2 separate regions of the Homo sapiens genome follow, and region 1 is linked to region 2. Evidence: chromatin contacts called from ENCODE Hi-C or POLR2A ChIA-PET data. All regions are on one chromosome and are shown on one strand. The core of a region is the stretch at or near the end of the contact, and the rest is flanking DNA. Distances in the headings are between cores, read along the strand shown. Region 1 holds the start of MIR137HG (MIR137 host gene). Region 2 holds the start of PTBP2 (polypyrimidine tract binding protein 2).

Region 1 (4,254 bases), core at 623-3,122, 1.3 Mb before region 2:
ATGGAATAAGGATAAGGGAAGATGAAGAAAACTATACTAAATGTGTCAAAATGCTCCTTGTATCACAACAAAGTGGATGGTTTACTCAATGCAGCTAAATTCTCAGAAGAAAAACTGAAGTCACATCTTTAAAGAGCATTTTTCTTAATGTACTACCTATCTGTAAATAAATAGTTTAAACCATAATGAAAGCAAACTTAAAAAGTTGACTCTAGTTAAATATTGGGAGAGACTGAGTAACTTGTGTACCATCAATTTCCTGAGGACTTGGCCAAATTCTGCCTGCACTTTCAGCCTAACCTGCAGGGGGCAATAGCTTGACACGAATGACAACAAAGGCTGCTGAACTATTAGACTTGAATATCTGACTATGACCCTGGAATGTTGTGTAGGTTGGAAAGAGTGCTTAATTAATGTATATTGAAACAAAAGATCAGGTAAATTGTTTGATTTGTCTTCAAGCTATATTTTTAGACTAATTTAATTCATAACTGTTAGGTTTTTTTTTCCTTAAAGAGATTATCAAAGTTTTAGGAGACACATTCATCTTTAGAATTTTCCTGAACACTAATTGTTTACTACAGAATTTATGTAATGTATGTTACCAAAGAAAAGACAGCAGAATCAAAGTGACCATAGTTTTCAGTGTTCAAATGGATGACAAAAATCAGAGGAAATATGGAATTTTGAGATATATTTAATAAAAGATAGTCACATATCTAGATAATAAACCCTATTTCAATATTTTTTAAACCTATAACTATAAATGGGTGGGGGGCAGTCATCCCATTGTTTGCAATATGTCTTCTTTCCATGTATCAAACATTATTTTTTAAAACTGGTTTAAACTTAAAATCACGATCAACAATTAGTGAGTTATCTCTTTTATTGCTATATATTTTTCTATTACAAGTGGAATAGAATTTATTGGCTATCGATAATCCACACTCTCTTTCCCTCCTTCTCGGTATTTCCACTCCCTCCCCCATCCCTATATTTCCCCATCAACTGATCTGGGAAGACTGGAAACAGACCAAAAGGGGTTTTGGCTAGAGAGAGTAATTACAGAATTAGAAAGGAAAACTCTTCTCATCTCCTCACTGCAATCATACTTAATGTTCATTATGTCAATTTTAAATGATACAAAATGCCTTCCCCAAAAGGCATCCTGGTTTTAAGAAGTCAAAAGGGTACCTGGCATTAAACAACCTTGAATCAATCCTGGTGGGATTAACTGGACTGAGTTTCTGTATACTGCACATGCTATGGATCTACTTTGATCACAGTAAGGAAAAAAATGAGAATAGATTTTTTTTTTAAAGAATTGCTGCACAGGAGTGTTCCGTTTCTTTTATATGGCAGAGTTTGATCTTGATAAAAACCTTTTAAAACATCCTTTTCCCCCCACTATGGTAAAGAGATCATATCTGTTTTTGCTTTTCTTTAAGAAAAGAAAATGGGGATTGCTTACACGGGGAAAGAAAATTTTATTCTCCAACACCCCCTCCCATTCTACTAAACCATTTTAGTCGACATATGTTTGTTATCAGAGAGAGGTGCTGTGAACACACAGCCATTTTCTTAGCAGCTTTTTGACTGTATGTTACCATAGTCCCACAAGGCATTGGTCCTTTCCCATTGGGAAGTCATGAATAAGAGACTATGAAGCTTGCACGTCAGATCTTCCTCAATTAATCCACCATTAGCATGTTTGGGATCCACTACTGGATGGTTAACAGCAGCTTTTGTAACTGTACGCCGACCATATCGAATTATGCTCTGCTAAAAATGAACTCTTTGCAGACCAACCCTCTCGGCTGTCAGTGTTTTCCGTTTTCCTATTTTAACGTTTGTGTATAGTGGCAGGCGACAGATGGTGTAGATCAGATCGATTTGATTGCATTAGATGATTTTTTCCCTTCCCCACTCCTTTCTGGAAGCTCGCATCAGCTGAAGGCTATCGCCTGGGACTCCTCGGAAGCATGAGCAAGCCGCCACCACGCGAAGGCACTGGGGCACAGCCAGCGCGAGGCGCCGAGGTCCCTTCCCAAGGCTTGTTAACACTGTAACCCGGCACTCGGAGAGAAGAAGCAGCTCACACTGCCCAGAGCCTACCTCACTGCACATCAGATGACTCCCTGGCTTCTACACACAGTTGGAGTTCCGCTTGAAACCTGGATTTAGAGGGTAAGCACTTCAATCGAGATGGATTTGTGACAGTTACTTTGCCATACAGCAAGACAAATCTCAGCAAACGTAAAGGATGTAGGATGTATGGCAGAGGCAGACTATGTTTACATCGAAAAATGTGTTTCTTTTTGTCTGAGAACGAGAGTATTATTCAGTAAAGATGTGTATACTCTTTTTCCATTGACTGTAAGAGTCGACTACCACCCTCCTCCCGATTTTTTCTCTCTCCTTGGTGTTTCCCCCTTTCTACTTGAGAGGGAAGGAGAGAGGGAGAGGGAGGGAGTCAAGGGGGAAGAGAAAGAGGGAGAAGGGGGGGAGAGAGAGAGAGAGAGAGAGAGAGGCATTTCAGCTTTAGCTTAATTGGCTTATTTCCTCAAACCCATTGCTTTGTCGCGTTTCTTTATGTATTTTTGGTTGCAAATTGCGAAGCGATTAACTGGGATGGGTGTTGGAGTATGGGGGATAGCATAGGAAAGTACTGGGAACCGTCAATCAGTCGCGGTGGCCTTGAGAGATCAAAAGGTGCTGAAAGCCCCCTGCCCGCAAAACACACCTCTAGTTATTGGGGCGCGAGAGAAATGTAGATTCTAATAAACATGGCTTGCAGGAGTCGATGAACAAAGGTACTTAATGCGGACCTAAGCCTCCGCTGATATTGTTCCGCTAGCAGTATCTAAATATTCAAAAGCGAAGTGTAAGTTGATCAACAAACGCCCTGATGGTATTGGGCTTTTTCCCTTTTTTGTTTTTGTGTGGAGGGTGGAGAAGGGGGGGAGGGTGGATGGGTGGGGGAAATCCGACAGCTTAAGGAGGCTTGAATTGAATATGCACCCAGCGGCAGTGGTCTCGTAGGAAATGGTGTTCTCGTAAGTCAGGCTGCCCCGCTCAAGCACGAGAGAGCTTTGGTTAGAGCTCAGAGCGTCAGTTCTGCTGCGAGTGCTGCCGGCAGTCGGCCCGGGTTGAGCTGTCCATTCGTCCAGGTGCTGAAGCTGGTGGAACATTGGGTAGGTAGGGAAAAGGCTGGCACTGCTACTTGGGTAGAAAGAAAGCATATCAACTGCGTTGTTCTAGTTTCTTAAAGCGTGCGAGTCTGTGGGTCAGTGTGTGTATATATTTTATTTTAATTGTGAGGAAGCAAAACTGAAGGAGACTACTTGGAAAGCATTGAAAAGCTGTGTGGGTATTTATGCTGTGATTCTGATGCCCTGTGTATTGGGGTGTGTGTGTGTGTGTGTGTGTGTGTGTGTGTGTGTGCCTCCCTTGACCATCCTTTTGAGTTTATAACGTTCCATTTACTAAATCCAAGCCTATCTGTATAGTGTGTTTCTTGTTTTCCTTTTAATATTAGTTGAGATTTAAATAGAAGAGTGCAGAAGCAAATGTACACTTTGCTCATAGACTATTGCATTACTTTCCCTAAGGGCTTTTGTTTCTAGGAGTTCAAGCTGAAGAGAACCTGTCAGCTTTCTGAATTTTTTTTTTGTCTAGCACCAGAGAAAAGCTCCACTTTATACCTATGTTAGGTAACAACAGAAAATAGTGCTTATTTATTTGTTTTATTGGTATCTGTCCTTTTGTAAGTGGTGTACTTAAGAGTTATCTGAAAATAATGTAAAACAGTCTGGTAGTTGGGCTATATTGGTTTTCTTTCTAGTTATTTTAGGTTCAGACATTATATATTAAACATCTATTCATAAAACCTAGAATTCATGTTGATTTTTCCATCTGTAAGTAACATGTCAAGAAAATGATGAGTTGGTGTGCCCGGAGAAGTATTATAATTTTTAAAAAAATAAGAGCAAACACAACCTAAGCACCTTAAATTGCAACCAGGTCAGTTAGAGATGAGTTGTGGTAGTGGGAGAGATTCTGTTATATAATTACTCCTTGATGAAGAGCTATTTGCACTTACATAATTTGGGAAATCATAATGTCTATTGCCATGTTTCCATATTCCCCCCCATTCCCCTTACATGGATGTACTTTCATGTATTTGAGAGTAAAGGGGAAAGCAAATTGAGAACTTTCTAAGGAAGCTACACCATGTCTTGGGTAGTGACGTTG
Region 2 (3,994 bases), core at 37-2,536:
ACTTTTATAAAATCTTGTTTTTAGTACCTTTTAAAACACACCAAACTCTAGGCGCTTAACCAAATTGTTGATTCTTCAAATACTCACTGATTTTAATAAATGTACTTGTTAAATGATACTATGTTTACACTCCCAAAAGAGCTGCATACTGCTGTATTTTTGACCTTAAGCGTGCCCCCTTTCTAACATTGAGTTAAATTACTGAGTCTTTTCAGGTGTGAAGCATATGAGCGAGACATCGGTCCCTACCATTTCACAGTCTTGCCTCTCACCTCACTCAGCATTCCGTCTTGACTCAGGTTCGCAAAGATGCAGCATGGTTCTGGGTTTTTATAGTCGTTTTTCCAGAAACTGACCAAAGTAGCTAAAGAGATAGCCCTTTGTTGACTATCTGCTCTTGTTTCTGCCATTGCTGTTGGCCTTTGCCCATGTGACTGATGTCGGCTTCAAACACTTCGTTTTTTAGATGATTTAATTTCTGGGCCCTTTTGCCAAGCCTTGAATGTTTTCAGTCCCCACAAAAAGGCATTTTTTCCTCCCTCCCGCCCCCACTACCAGACTCAAATGAAAACAAAGGAGTATGACATCTGCCCTCCCCCTTCCTCCCGCCGCCGCACGCCCTCCCCCCTTCCCCAGCGGCTCCCACTAGGCTTTCCCCGGAGCTCCCGCCACCGGCATCTCTCCCGACCACGGAGGGCCGGGCGAGGCCGGAGAGGTTGCTCATGGCTGGGGTCCACATGGGGTGCCTCTCTCCTCTTCCCCTAGAGGCTCCCCCAATCCAAAGGCCTGTCTCTGCCCATCCCACTCGCTCTCACAGGCACCGCTAACCCAAGGGTCGGGTCCCAAGGTACGGATCGAAATGGCTCCTAGAGGGGGCAGGGACAGACCGGGGAGACGTTATGGGGTTCCCACCCCATCCCCCGCCGCCAAGCCGGTGCCCGCTCCCACTCCGGGATCCTCACCCCCGCCATCGCCCCTATGCCTCCCCAGCCTCCAAGCCCGCTTTCTTCTCATTTTCTCGACCAAAGCCCGCCGGGGGAAGCAAAGGGAGGGGTGTGTGCGATGGGGCGGGGGTTGGGTAACGGCAGCCCAGCCCTGGGAGGGGCCGCGGGAGGGTTTCTCCCCGGCCCGGGACCGGGCCGAAGGACGGTCCAACTCCTCTCTCACACACACCTTCTCGCCGGCCCGATTACATACCCGTCCATTGCCGAACCGGACAAAGCTTCGCTCACAAGAACCGAGCCACGCAGCCAGCGAGCCACACAAGCGGCGAGAAAATGGCGGCTGGGGCCCGACGGAAATTGCCGAAGGTGCCGAGGCGCACGGGCCACCGCGCGGCAGCGGCGGCGGCGGAAAGAGCCGAGCGCGCCGGCGCCCGGCAGCGGGAGGCGAGCGGCAGGGCGCTGGGACTAGGGGGAGTGGGCGCCGCAGCCGACGCCTCCTCCGCGCCTTCGCGCGCCTTTCTCCCTCCGCCCTCCGCCTGCCGTCCTCTGGAACCTGGCGTTCTGCTGCAGACCGCGGCGACCTGGTTTCCCCTCCTTGTGGGGGCGTGGGTGGGACACCTCCCAACAGCTCTCCACACTCTCTCTGCCCTGACTGCAGGACGCCCCCAGGCAGCCTCCACTTTTCACTCCAAGCCAAGTACCAGCTTGGCTACCGTCAACCTATGCGGGCCAAGGAAAAAACATTGGATAGCTTTTCTCCTAAGCCATCTTTTATTTGCAGACCGGCTCCAGCCTCTAAAACAAAAATCTTTACCCCACTGAACGAGACCACTTGGTAACAACAGTACTTTCTCAAGCAAGTAGAACTCCTCAGACTGAAATACAGGCTTTTGCTTCAAGACCTGTAGTACCAAGCCAAGTGGAGGAAAATGTGATTCTCACTTCAGTTGGTGATTAGTGTGCGCCTGTAGAAAATATTCACAATACGCTAGGTGGAAATAGACACAAATGGAGCCATGTGTTAAAATGCTACAATAGTTGGAGTTTAACATTTGGAGGCATGAAAGGGAAAGTGGAGATGGGAGTGGGAACAACTGAGTCTTCAGATTGGTTAGAGAAAGTAGAAGCATTAAAATGGGCTATGCAAATTGACTCCCTTTGCTATATCTTACGGTCTCAATTTTTACTTGATACTATAGTGGACATTTTACTTCAACGTGTTTTTATCAGAGGCTCAACAAAATTGGGAAAGGCACCCGCTTGAAAATTTGCTCAGTGAGTAGCGACTTTGCCAGTACCCATCCTTCTCCTGCACCCTTCACCTCCACCCCCAACACACACAAGGACAAATGCACTTCTAATTCTGAAAAATGACAAATACTCCCTGTGTCCCTCCAGTTACTCTCAATACTCACTCTGGGTTTTTCTGTGTCTCCTTCAGGCAAAGCTCTTATCCTTTGCTAATTGGAATTTCATATACTAAATGATATTGTGTATAATTTTTAGAATTTTTTTTTTTGAGACCCAGTCTCGCTCTTGTTGCCCAGGCTGAAGTGCAATGGCGCAATCTCGGCTCACTGCAACCTCGGCCTCCCTGGTTCAAGCGATTCTCCTGCCTCAGCCTCCCGAGTAGCTGGGATTACAGGCACGCGCCACCACGCCCAGCTAACTTTGTATTTTTAGTAGAGACAGGGTTTCTCCATGTTGGTCAGGTTGGTCTCGAACTCCTGACCTCAGGTGATCTGCCCTCCTCAGCCTCCCAAAGTGTTGGGATTACAGGCGTGAGCCACCGTGCCCGGCCATAAATAATATTACTTTTAAATTGGATAGACCCTTAAAGAGCATCTTGTCCAAACACTTTGCTATAGAACTCTTCAAAGCACCCAAATTTTTACAAATTCTTGATTTGCCTATGGGATTGTCAATCGTTAAAAAAAAAAAAAAAAAAGGCCGGGCACGGTGGCTCACGCCTGTAATCCCAGCATTTTGGGAGGCCGAGGCAAGCAGATCACCTGAGGTCGGGAGTTCAAGACCAGCCTGACCAACATGGAGAAACCCCGTCTCTTCTAAAAATACAAAATTAGCCGGGGTGGTGGTGCATGTCTGTAATCCCAGCTACTCGGGAGGCTGAGGCAGGAGAATCGCTTAAACCTGGGAGGCCGAGGTTGCGGTGAGTCAAGATCGCGCCATTGCACTCCAGCCTGGGCAACAAGAGCGAAACTCTGTCTCAAAAAAAAAAAAAAAAAAAAAAACCACATATCAAATTTCCTACAATAACCACTTCACCTTAAACCTTAAAATAAAGGATCTGTTATTAGTGCCACTAATAATCACTTTTCACATATTTGTGGTTTCATACATGTGTTTTCACTCAACAATTGAATGTGCAAGCTACCAAAGGGCGGGAACTATGGTATTAATTCTTGGTATTCCCCACATTCGCTCGATCGATATTGATTGATTGGTTCTCACTTTATCTTGGCAAAGACAAACCATTCTATGAGGAGGGAAGCTTGTCCTTAGGCAGCAGAAGAAATTACAGTGTTCACAAAAACACATTTTTCTTTATTTTTTTTTCGAATACGGTACAAGACCACAAACATACAATAGTTAATCTGCTTGCTTATTTAAGCTAACAGTTTCTTGGAAAAATGCAAGGTAATTTACAAGTCAAGGCACATAAAGTACTAGATTAAGACATGAAGTGAAATAAGAATAAAACAAGAGGACAAAGCATAGCATGAGTCAGGAATGAGGCTAATGCAACAGTGTACACAAAAGCATATTGATTAAAGCCTGGATTCAGATTTGAGCTCTTTCGTTTAATACCTGTGTGACATTAGGCATGTTCATTAACCTCTCCAGGAAACTTTCCTTTGCTGAATATAGGATTAAAAATAGGGCCTTTGGACCTGGCACGGTGACTTAGGTCTGTAATCCCAGCGCTTTGGGAGACCGAGGCGGGCAGATCACGAGGTCAGGAGATTGAGACCATCCTGGCCAACATGTTGAAACCCCACCTCTACTGAATATACAAAAATTAGCCGGGC

The links. A loop is a pair of places that touch in the nucleus more often than their neighbours do. ChIA-PET counts read pairs that join two places held with the same protein, here RNA polymerase II (POLR2A). Pooled maps may share reads with other maps.
Region 1: a map of IMR-90 shows a loop between it and region 2 (8-fold over the local background). The contact joins the promoter of MIR137HG here to the promoter of PTBP2 in region 2. A Hi-C loop is called at or near these places in 6 of 168 maps with a recorded cell type or tissue (CD4-positive, alpha-beta memory T cell, IMR-90, chondrocyte and 2 more), 2 of 37 single-sample maps with no recorded cell type and 13 of 50 pooled maps. POLR2A ChIA-PET finds 5 or more read pairs at or near these places in 1 of 52 experiments (activated CD8-positive, alpha-beta memory T cell).

The regions. Positions count from the first base shown.
Region 1 is chr1:98,047,311-98,051,564 of GRCh38, reverse strand. MIR137HG (MIR137 host gene) reads left to right here and starts at 1,872. Exons shown (of 5, transcript NR_046105.1): 1 at 1,872-2,187.
Region 2 is chr1:96,719,076-96,723,069 of GRCh38, reverse strand. It overlaps PTBP2 (polypyrimidine tract binding protein 2), which reads right to left and starts at 1,286. Exons shown (of 14, transcript NM_021190.4): 1 at 1,198-1,286. The coding sequence starts at 1,205. RefSeq lists silencers at 811-1,090, 1,321-1,520.